Regions from separate parts of the Homo sapiens genome. Here all the other regions are linked to region 2. The links are chromatin contacts, found by Hi-C or POLR2A ChIA-PET in ENCODE. All regions are on one chromosome and are shown on one strand. The core of a region is the stretch at or near the end of the contact, and the rest is flanking DNA. Distances in the headings are between cores, read along the strand shown.

Region 1 (2,801 bases), core at 236-2,735, 1.2 Mb after region 2:
GGACAGGAGATGCCAAATCTAATTTATCTCACTGAGGGCCTTTGAGAAAAACGCTTCAGGGCCAGGCTCAGTGGCTCATGCCTATATAATCCCAGTACTTTGAGAAGCTGAGGCGGCAGATCACTTGAGGCCAGGAGTTCGAGACCAGTCTCGTCAACATGGCGAAACCCTGTCTCTACAAAAAAAAAAAAAAAAAAAAAAAATTAGCCAGACATGGTGGCCCACATCTGTAGTCCCAGCTACTTGAGAGGCTGAGGCATGAGAATAGCTTGAACCTGGAAGGCAGAGGTTTCAGTGAGCCGAGATTGTGTCACTGCATTCCAGTCTGGGTGACACAGTGAGACTTTGTCTCAAAAAAAAGAAAAGAAAAAAAGAGGCCGGACGCGGTGGCTCACGCCTGTAATCCCAGCACTTTGGGAGGCAGAGGCAGGCGGATCACGAGGTCAGGAGATCGAGACCATCCTGGCTAACACGGTGAAACCCTGTCTCTACTAAAAATACAAAAAATTAGCCAGGCGTGCTGGCAGGCGCCTGTAGTCCCAGCTACTTGGGAGGGTGAGGCAGGAGAATGGTGTCAACCTGGGAGGCGGAGGTTGCAGTGAGCCGAGATTGCGCCACTGCACTCCAGCCTGGGCGACAGTGAGAGACTCCGTCTCAAAAAAAAAAAAGAAAAAGAAAAACGCTTCACTCTTCCAAACCTCAATTTTCTTATGTGTGAAATGGTAAGAATGTGGGTTTATAATTACCTGTGTGTATGCTCATCATACATGACCCCTAAGGCCTTAGGACTCGAGACATTTTATGACCTCTCCCAATAGGGGCAGAGGTGAGCACCCCTGGTGAAAAGTTAAGACTCAGTGAGTATAAATACGCCAAGAAGAGCTGTGGCTTCTTTCACTGGTGTCCTCAGAAAGGCTGTGAGCAGTGTTGGTGGCATACCTGTCACAGCATCTAGCAAAGCACCTGAATTCTAGTATGAATTCAAATACATCTTTTGATGGAAGGAAAGAAGAAGAGGGGAAGGACGGGAGGGAGGGATGGAGTGGAGGGAAAAATTCTGTTGACATCCCATGATAAGGGTGCAGAGGGGCGCTGCACGTCTCTCCTTTCTGCAATCAGCTCTCCCACCCTGGTCCCTCTTCCTTCAAGGGACCCATGAGGACCTCTATTCTTCTCCGTACCTGAGGTTCTCTCAACAGAAAGAAGTTGCAAGTGGGACCTCCTCATGCCACCCTCATCCCCAATAGGAACAATTAGGCCAGGCTTTGATGTCACTGAGGAGGGGACCAGCACGCCTCTGAGGACAGTAGGAAAAACCTAGGCAGGTGTTAGAGCAGGGAGTGGGGTCCCCAGGAGCTGAGGGCCCCAGGATCGACATGATTCTGAAGGTGATTGTCATGGGTGCAGGGAGCAGGCGGCGACACCGTCTAGGCTTCCTGGGGGCCGTCCTGGGCCTCGGCGGCCACGGTGCTGGACTGGAGCAGGAAGTCTTTGTAGGCCATCTCGGCTTCCTCCTTGGATGACTAAGGGGCAAGAGGAGAGGCATCAGTGTTGGGGGCACTGGCTCAGTGGGTGGAGTCAGGGGAGGGGAGGTGCTTAATGTCCTGAATTCGTGATCTTGGTCCAAGCAACACAAGCCTTTGGGGCCCACTGTTCTCATCCCAGCCCCCATGCTCACCAAGAAGGACGCATTTTGAGAAATGGAAAGTTGCAGCCTCTAAAAATATCTTCTTCTGTCTCACTACCTCCTTCTGACACACGGAGTGGAACCGCCTCTGTTGCCCGGGCCTGTCCCCGGAAGCTGCCCACACAGTCCACGGGCAAGGTGGCCTAGGCTGGGGTCAACCACGGTGGTGTATGTTTTTCTTTCTCCACCAGCCCAGACAGGTAGCTTTTTGGCACCACAAAGTTAAAGGGGAAGGCTGTCCCAGGAATAACTCGTTCTAACTTTGCTAAATGCCAGAGATGTTTCAAGAAAAAGTAGATATGATAAAAACAACAACAACAACAACAAAAACTCTCACCTCGGGATTAAAGGCATGAGATGTTATTTTTCTTGGTCCCCTGAGTCCTAGGGCAGATTGAGGGGATGGTATATGGCACCCAAGGCAGGAGTTGCCTCTGGTGGGGCTTCAAGAGAAGTGAGCAGGGGCTTCTAGCCTCAAACTGCCCACCGCAAGCAAATGTCTCCTAGGCCCAGGCAAAAAGCTGGTCCTGAGCAAACCCTCAAGGGAGGATGTGTGGCCTGAGGTCCTTGGGTCCCCCAACCCAGGAAGAGCATCCATTTAATCACCAGCATTTGGCATTGTAGCTTCCCATCTTTTATGCACCTGCTTTCCTCATCTCCTGGCCTGCCTCTCTCCTGCAGTTTTACAGCCTAATCATATAGCTCACCTCCTTCCTGGGCCTTATCCACATCAGCATCCCACAACCAGTAAGATATAGTTCTTCCTCAAAAAGTCCTGAGGACTCCTGAGGACTATTTATATCATCCTCCCTATTCTGGGATCGGCCCCCATGTTGAGGTAGTTCTTTCTGAAGTCTAACTGCATCCCCTCATGCTGCATTTCTTTGTCATGTAGTGGGGCTTCCTTCTTCCTCCTCACCCTTTTTGCCTTCTTGGGTTCTTTGGTCTCTGTGGTGCTCTCAGTGGTGGCAACAAACTCTGTGTGAAGAAAGAGGGTAGGTTAGCCCTTACTAGCCTCCTTTTCCCAACCCAGATGTGAGACCAATTCTTACTCTCCCCAGGGGCTGAGCATTCCCTTGAGTGAGGGTCATACCTTCTTTTCCTCCGAGGGATG
Region 2 (2,802 bases), core at 25-2,524:
GCAATCAACGGACAAAAACACAGCTCATCAGCCCTCATGGGCATCTGACTGCGTAGCCAAGGGGCTCGTTCGGGGATTTTGTGTCTTCCATCCCACCCACAGCCCCACAACAAAGCTACAGTCCTTCAGACCAGTTCCGCTTCCTGCGTTCTCCCACTGAAGCCAGGTTAAACACCTTGCGGTTCCTCCCTCAACAGAGGGGCAGGACTACAGCCCCAGCCGGCACCTAACCAGGAGGCCCCACAGAGGATCTCAGCTGCTTCTGCTGATTGGAGAGATTTGCCGGACAGCTGAAAGGCTGGAGACTTAAGTTCACAGTACGCCTGCAATAAACAGCAATTGCTCATCCTCATCCTCCCTTCCCTATTTCTCATCTTCACGCCTTTGCTCTTACCTTTCTCCTGGCAGTGGGCTCAGTTTGGGAAAATCTAACGGGAAACTCAAGAGAGGCGTGTAAACCAAACACCCGGCAATTACACCATCTAGGTTCCCAGACAGTACTTCCTGACCCGAAGAAGGACCCAACAACCGACAGCAAATCCCCACCCCACTTGGGTCCCCAGCTCGAGTCCGCGGTCGGGGCCTCCTCCTCCCCCTCCCCCTCCCCACCCCCGAGACGTCTCACCTCCCACCGTGGACTTGTAGTGTTTGCTGAAGCTGTCCTGGGAATATCGCTGCACCAGCGACGTCTTGCCCACTGCGGCGTCCCCCACCACCAGCACTTTGAACAGGTGGTCGCGGCTGCCCATGGCTAGCGGGGTGTGCGTTTTAGGGAGGCGGGAAGTGTGGTCGGGGATCGGGGGTCGCTCGTTTTAACCCCTTTGGATCCGGACCCTCTTCAAACTGAAGTGAGGCATTCCCACCCACCGCCTGTCTGGGCTGCTCTGACGAGAAAGCAAAAAAGGAAACTTTGCACTCAACCTATACGCGCTTCCTCCCCGGGCGGCCGCAACCTGGGTGGGGCGCAGGGCGCGAGCTCCGAGCCCCCGGCTGTTCGCACCTTCCCCACCCCCTCCTGGCCTGACTGCCGAGAAACTGGACCAGGCGCCGCGGAACCTCACCCACCGGGACTTCCCCCGAGCGGCTCCAAGTCAGTGACTGAATCCCAGTCAGCTCCTTACACCACTGGGGCCAGATGATGGGGACCCTCCCCTTGCAGCACAAACCAAATTGTGAGGAAGGAGCAGCCGGCACCTCGATTCCCTAGACGCCCTCCCGCGCGCCTCTCTCTCCCCTTCCTCCGCAAGCGTCACGTGCAGGGTTGCCTGTGGCACTACATTTCCCAGCTTTCCTCGCGGTAAAGAGAACCAGCCGAGTGCGGAGGCTCACCGCGAAGCCTCCTGGGAAATGTAGTATATTCGTTATTTTGTTTTAAGCAAACCTACACCAAGTTTCAAGGCTTCAAACTCCCTCGACAGTTTGGAATCTTATTTTGAAACAATTCTAGGTCAGTAAAGATCCCTTAAGGGGAGATTTGTGCAACGTGATCTCACTGGCCTGAATCCATCCCCAGATAGTTTTCTCCTGTCTTTAAAGGTTTAACTGAGTTAAGATTGAAACTTATTTCATTAGTAAAAGCCCAAGCCTCATCCATCATGCTCCAAGTGAAGTCCATTTCCTATTCCTTCAAGTAGATAGACAAGCCCAGGACTTTGTGAAATGACTCATATTTTCTGTGTGAACTTGCCCAATACCAGGCAAGTTCAGGAAAACTTGACCCAAGAGACCAGTCTTTGGAAAAAAACCTATGCCAAAAATTACAGCATTTAATATCCAGCAATAACAATAAAGATGGACAGAAAACAAGAGACAGTTCTCCATTCATACTTCTACAATGCCTATTCTAGCCATACTACTCATGTATCACTTGAGCTAGAAGCTAATTGAAATACACTGGGACTCCTTCTTGATTTGTTGTGGCTGTTGTTAATAGATAATCATAAAACTAGTGTTTGGCAAATAATTTTAATTTCTCAGCCTGTAACTTTACTGACCTACCTGTCACTTGGGTAGAAGTTGGCAGGACATGAGCTCAATGGCAAGCAAAGAGAGCTCCATTTTCTATACTTTTCTAGGAATAGAGGAAGAGAACCAGCGGGGCCATGGGAAAACAGCCCAGGACCAGACACTAGGAAATCTAGGTCTCTTGATAGAGAGGCTATCACTTATGTTTTGTGGCGAAAGAACATCAGCATGGTTCACAATATATTTTGCCCAGAATGTTCGTTACCCAGGTACAGGAGGTTAGTTCAAGCTACTCATCTTTAAGGATCCAGTTTTCTCTGTTCTTATTCGTTTTGACATAGTTGACCACTCCTTGACATTTGTTTCCCTTATGCCTTCTATGACGCTGTTCTTTCTTTGTCATCCCCGTACTTCTCTGATGATTATCTTTTTCTTTCAGGTTTCTCTCCATCCCATTTCCCGCTAAGTATTTCCTAAGGCCTGATTCTTGGTCTCTGAGTCAATCATTCGATAAACTCTTTAGTGAATTGTCCTTGGTGTCAAAGATCTATCTTCACTTTATTTGTTCTTTATCTCTGATCAGTGATATTCTGTCAAGACCAGCTCTGTTGGGGAGACCCTAACCCAGTGGCGCTAGAGGAATTAAAGACACACACACAGAAATATAGAGGTGTGAAGTGGGAAATCAGGGGTCTGATTTCCTTTAGAGCTTTTAGAGCTGAGAGCCCCGAACAGAGATTTACCCACGTATTTATTAACAGCAAACCAGTCATTAGCATTGTTTCTATAGATATTAAATTAACTAAAAGTATCCCTTATGGGAAACGAAGGGATGGG
Region 3 (2,895 bases), core at 120-2,619, 1.5 Mb after region 2:
TATACACCATAGAATACTACACAGCCATAAAAAAGGATGAGTTCATGTCCTATGCAGGGACATGGATGAAGCTGGAAACCATCAACCTCAGCAAACTAACATAAGACCAGAAAACCAAACACTGCATGTTCTTACTCATAAGTGGGAGTTGAACAATGAGAATACACAGACACAGGGAGGGGAACATCACACACGGGGGCCTGTTGGAGGGTGGGGGTTAGGGGAGGGATAGCATTAGGAGAAATACCTAATGTAGATGTTGGGTTGATGGGTGCAGCAAACCACCATGGCACGTGTATACCTATGTAACAAACCTGCATGTTCTGCACATGTATTCCAGAACTTAAAGAATATATATTTATATATGTATAAATATATATGAATATATAAATATAAATATATATATAAGCTCCCCACGTGATTCTAATGTGTGGCCAGTCTTGCAAACCTCAGGCTATTTATTCTAAAGGGTTTGTAACAAGCCTTCCTCTTAAAATCCACCCCACCACCATTCAGCGTTTTGGGGTCTGTTTGTTTTTATTGTTATCCCACCCCACACCGCCCCGAGGCGCGCGCGCGCGCGCGCACACACACACACACACACACACACACACATACACACACGCACACTGGTGAATTTCTCTCTACAGTCAGTCTGGAGTAATCCCAAAGTGGTGTCTTTCGTAAATAAGGAGAACCCGGGTGAAGAAAATGACTCCCACCCGAACAAGGCATGAACAATGTTCACTCCCTACTGTGTTATTCAACCTGTTTCCCCAGGTCTCTGTTTTCACATTAGAGAGTGTTCTAGGAGATGACGCCCTTCCTCCTTAGTTATTTCCCCACCCTCGTGCTGGCCTTTGACAGACCTCCCAGTAGAGGGCCCAAGACGCGGGTAGAGCACCGCGTCTCAGCGCCTGAGTCTCAGCCCCCGAACTCCACCGCACCTGCAGGTCCCCTTGGCAGCACTCAAGCGCGGGGATGCTCCGCTTAGACGAACTCACGTGCGGGCAGCAAGGCCTGCGATACTTGAGCACCCCTCCCCCTCTCCCGTTTACACCCCGTTTGTGTTTACGTAGCGAGGAGATATTTAGGTTTCTAGAAGGCAGGTCATCGCAGGCCCCACCCAGCAGTGGAGAGAGTGAGTCCCAGAGGGTGTTGCCAGCGAGCTCCTCCTCCTTCCCCTCCCCACTCTCCCCGAGTCTAGGGCCCCCGGGGCGTATGACGCCGGAGCCCTCTGACCGCACCTCTGACCACAACAAACCCCTACTCCACCCGTCTTGTTTGTCCCACCCTTGGTGACGCAGAGCCCCAGCCCAGACCCCGCCCAAAGCACTCATTTAACTGGTATTGCGGAGCCACGAGGCTTCTGCTTACTGCAACTCGCTCCGGCCGCTGGGCGTAGCTGCGACTCGGCGGAGTCCCGGCGGCGCGTCCTTGTTCTAACCCGGCGCGCCATGACCGTCGCGCGGCCGAGCGTGCCCGCGGCGCTGCCCCTCCTCGGGGAGCTGCCCCGGCTGCTGCTGCTGGTGCTGTTGTGCCTGCCGGCCGTGTGGGGTGAGTAGGGGCCCGGCGGCCGGGGAAGCCCCTGGGCTGGGTGGGAGGTCCAAGTCGGTCTCTGAGACACGCACAGGGGCCGGCGACTTGGCAGGTGGGGAGCTTGGCCCGCGGTCGTGGTTCCCGCCGTCCTGTGCCTTTAAGGCTCTCGCCGCTCACCAGCATTTGGGGCTCCTGCTGTGTCGGCCCCCAGCTGACTTGGCTTTAGGGGTCGGCGTGGAGGGTTAAAGAGGCCCCGGCTGGGTTTGCGGAGCAGCCAAGCCTGGCAAAATCGAAAGGGAGGGCTCAAAGAGACTGTATCCTTAACCCCCAAAAAGCTGGTCTAAAAGGATGGGAGGCCAGACCGCTGACCGTTCCCCACTCTCGACAGAGTCCAGCCGTGTGGAGCACACGATGCTGCAAACTTGCATGTCATCTCTTTCAGGTGTGGCATTTCAAGGGGGCTTGTGTCTTGAAAACAGCAACTGTGAGGACACTTGATAGTCATTTCCTTCAGTTCTGCTTTTGTCTCCCTAGGTGACTGTGGCCTTCCCCCAGATGTACCTAATGCCCAGCCAGCTTTGGAAGGCCGTACAAGTTTTCCCGAGGATACTGTAATAACGTACAAATGTGAAGAAAGCTTTGTGAAAATTCCTGGCGAGAAGGACTCAGTGATCTGCCTTAAGGGCAGTCAATGGTCAGATATTGAAGAGTTCTGCAATCGTAAGTTCTTCATCTTTTTAGAAAAGTTCTGGGAATGGAATGTATCTTAAATTTATTTTTATATACCTTTGGAGTGACTAGTAATTGATAGTTCTCTAGCGTTACTAAACCCCAGGGTATACCCTGTTGGCACGTCACACTCCAGCTAATTGAAGACATTTACCACCCTGAGTAGGTCCTGCTGCTTCATTAAGAGTTTTTCTTCCTAACACTGTACCTCTTGAACGAACTAGTAGAGAAAATAAACAATAGGTATTGTTTAGGGAGTAAACATATAAAATATATTTGGCAATTGCCTTGAGACACATAGCGTAAATGATATGTTTTCTTAAGTATTTTATAAAGTAGGACTTACCAAATACAACTCTGTGGTGGCATTTTTAAAAGCTCTCAATATTTACTTCAAAATCTGTTATACTTGTACATATTTATAGGGTACATGTGATATTCTGGCACATGCATACAGTGTGTCATGATCAATCAGGGTAATTGGATAGCCAGTACCTCAAACACTTGGTGTTTGTGTGGAGAATATTCCAAATCTTCTCTTCTTGCTACTTTGAAAAAATATATGTATATATATAAATTGGGATATATATATAGGGAGAGAGATATATATAATTGGGATATATATAT

The links. A loop is a pair of places that touch in the nucleus more often than their neighbours do. ChIA-PET counts read pairs that join two places held with the same protein, here RNA polymerase II (POLR2A). Pooled maps may share reads with other maps.
Region 1: a map of CD8-positive, alpha-beta T cell shows a loop between it and region 2 (26-fold over the local background). The contact joins the enhancer-like site here to the promoter of RAB29 in region 2. A Hi-C loop is called at or near these places in 1 of 168 maps with a recorded cell type or tissue (CD8-positive, alpha-beta T cell) and 3 of 50 pooled maps. POLR2A ChIA-PET finds 5 or more read pairs at or near these places in 1 of 52 experiments (activated T-cell).
Region 3: a pooled map shows a loop between it and region 2 (8-fold over the local background). The contact joins the promoter of CD55 here to the promoter of RAB29 in region 2. A Hi-C loop is called at or near these places in 1 of 168 maps with a recorded cell type or tissue (posterior vena cava) and 5 of 50 pooled maps. POLR2A ChIA-PET finds 5 or more read pairs at or near these places in 1 of 52 experiments (T-cell).

Annotation. Positions count from the first base shown.
Region 1 is chr1:206,928,891-206,931,691 of GRCh38, forward strand. It overlaps PIGR (polymeric immunoglobulin receptor), which reads right to left. Exons shown (of 11, transcript NM_002644.4): 9 at 2,781-2,801; 10 at 2,607-2,665; 11 at 1-1,523. The coding sequence ends at 1,428. Among named protein-coding and RNA genes, the nearest start is that of FCMR, 8.4 kb to the left of the region's middle. RefSeq lists enhancers at 712-761, 1,232-1,521, 1,448-1,948, 1,572-2,141. Within about 2 kb of position 1,486, at least 7 of the 41 ENCODE cell types and tissues checked have a DNase peak (open chromatin) inside an H3K27ac peak, as active enhancers do; they include CD8-positive, alpha-beta T cell, where a contact is called at or near this core.
Region 2 is chr1:205,774,208-205,777,009 of GRCh38, forward strand. It overlaps RAB29 (RAB29, member RAS oncogene family), which reads right to left and starts at 1,275. Exons shown (of 6, transcript NM_003929.3): 1 at 1,066-1,275; 2 at 626-879. The coding sequence starts at 749. RefSeq lists an enhancer at 140-189.
Region 3 is chr1:207,320,309-207,323,203 of GRCh38, forward strand. It overlaps CD55 (CD55 molecule (Cromer blood group)), which reads left to right and starts at 1,370. Exons shown (of 10, transcript NM_000574.5): 1 at 1,370-1,557; 2 at 2,074-2,259. The coding sequence starts at 1,458. LOC107985251 (a long non-coding RNA gene) reads right to left here and starts at 1,821. Exons shown (of 3, transcript XR_007066838.1): 1 at 1,378-1,821. RefSeq lists an enhancer at 796-1,005 and a silencer at 1,566-1,645.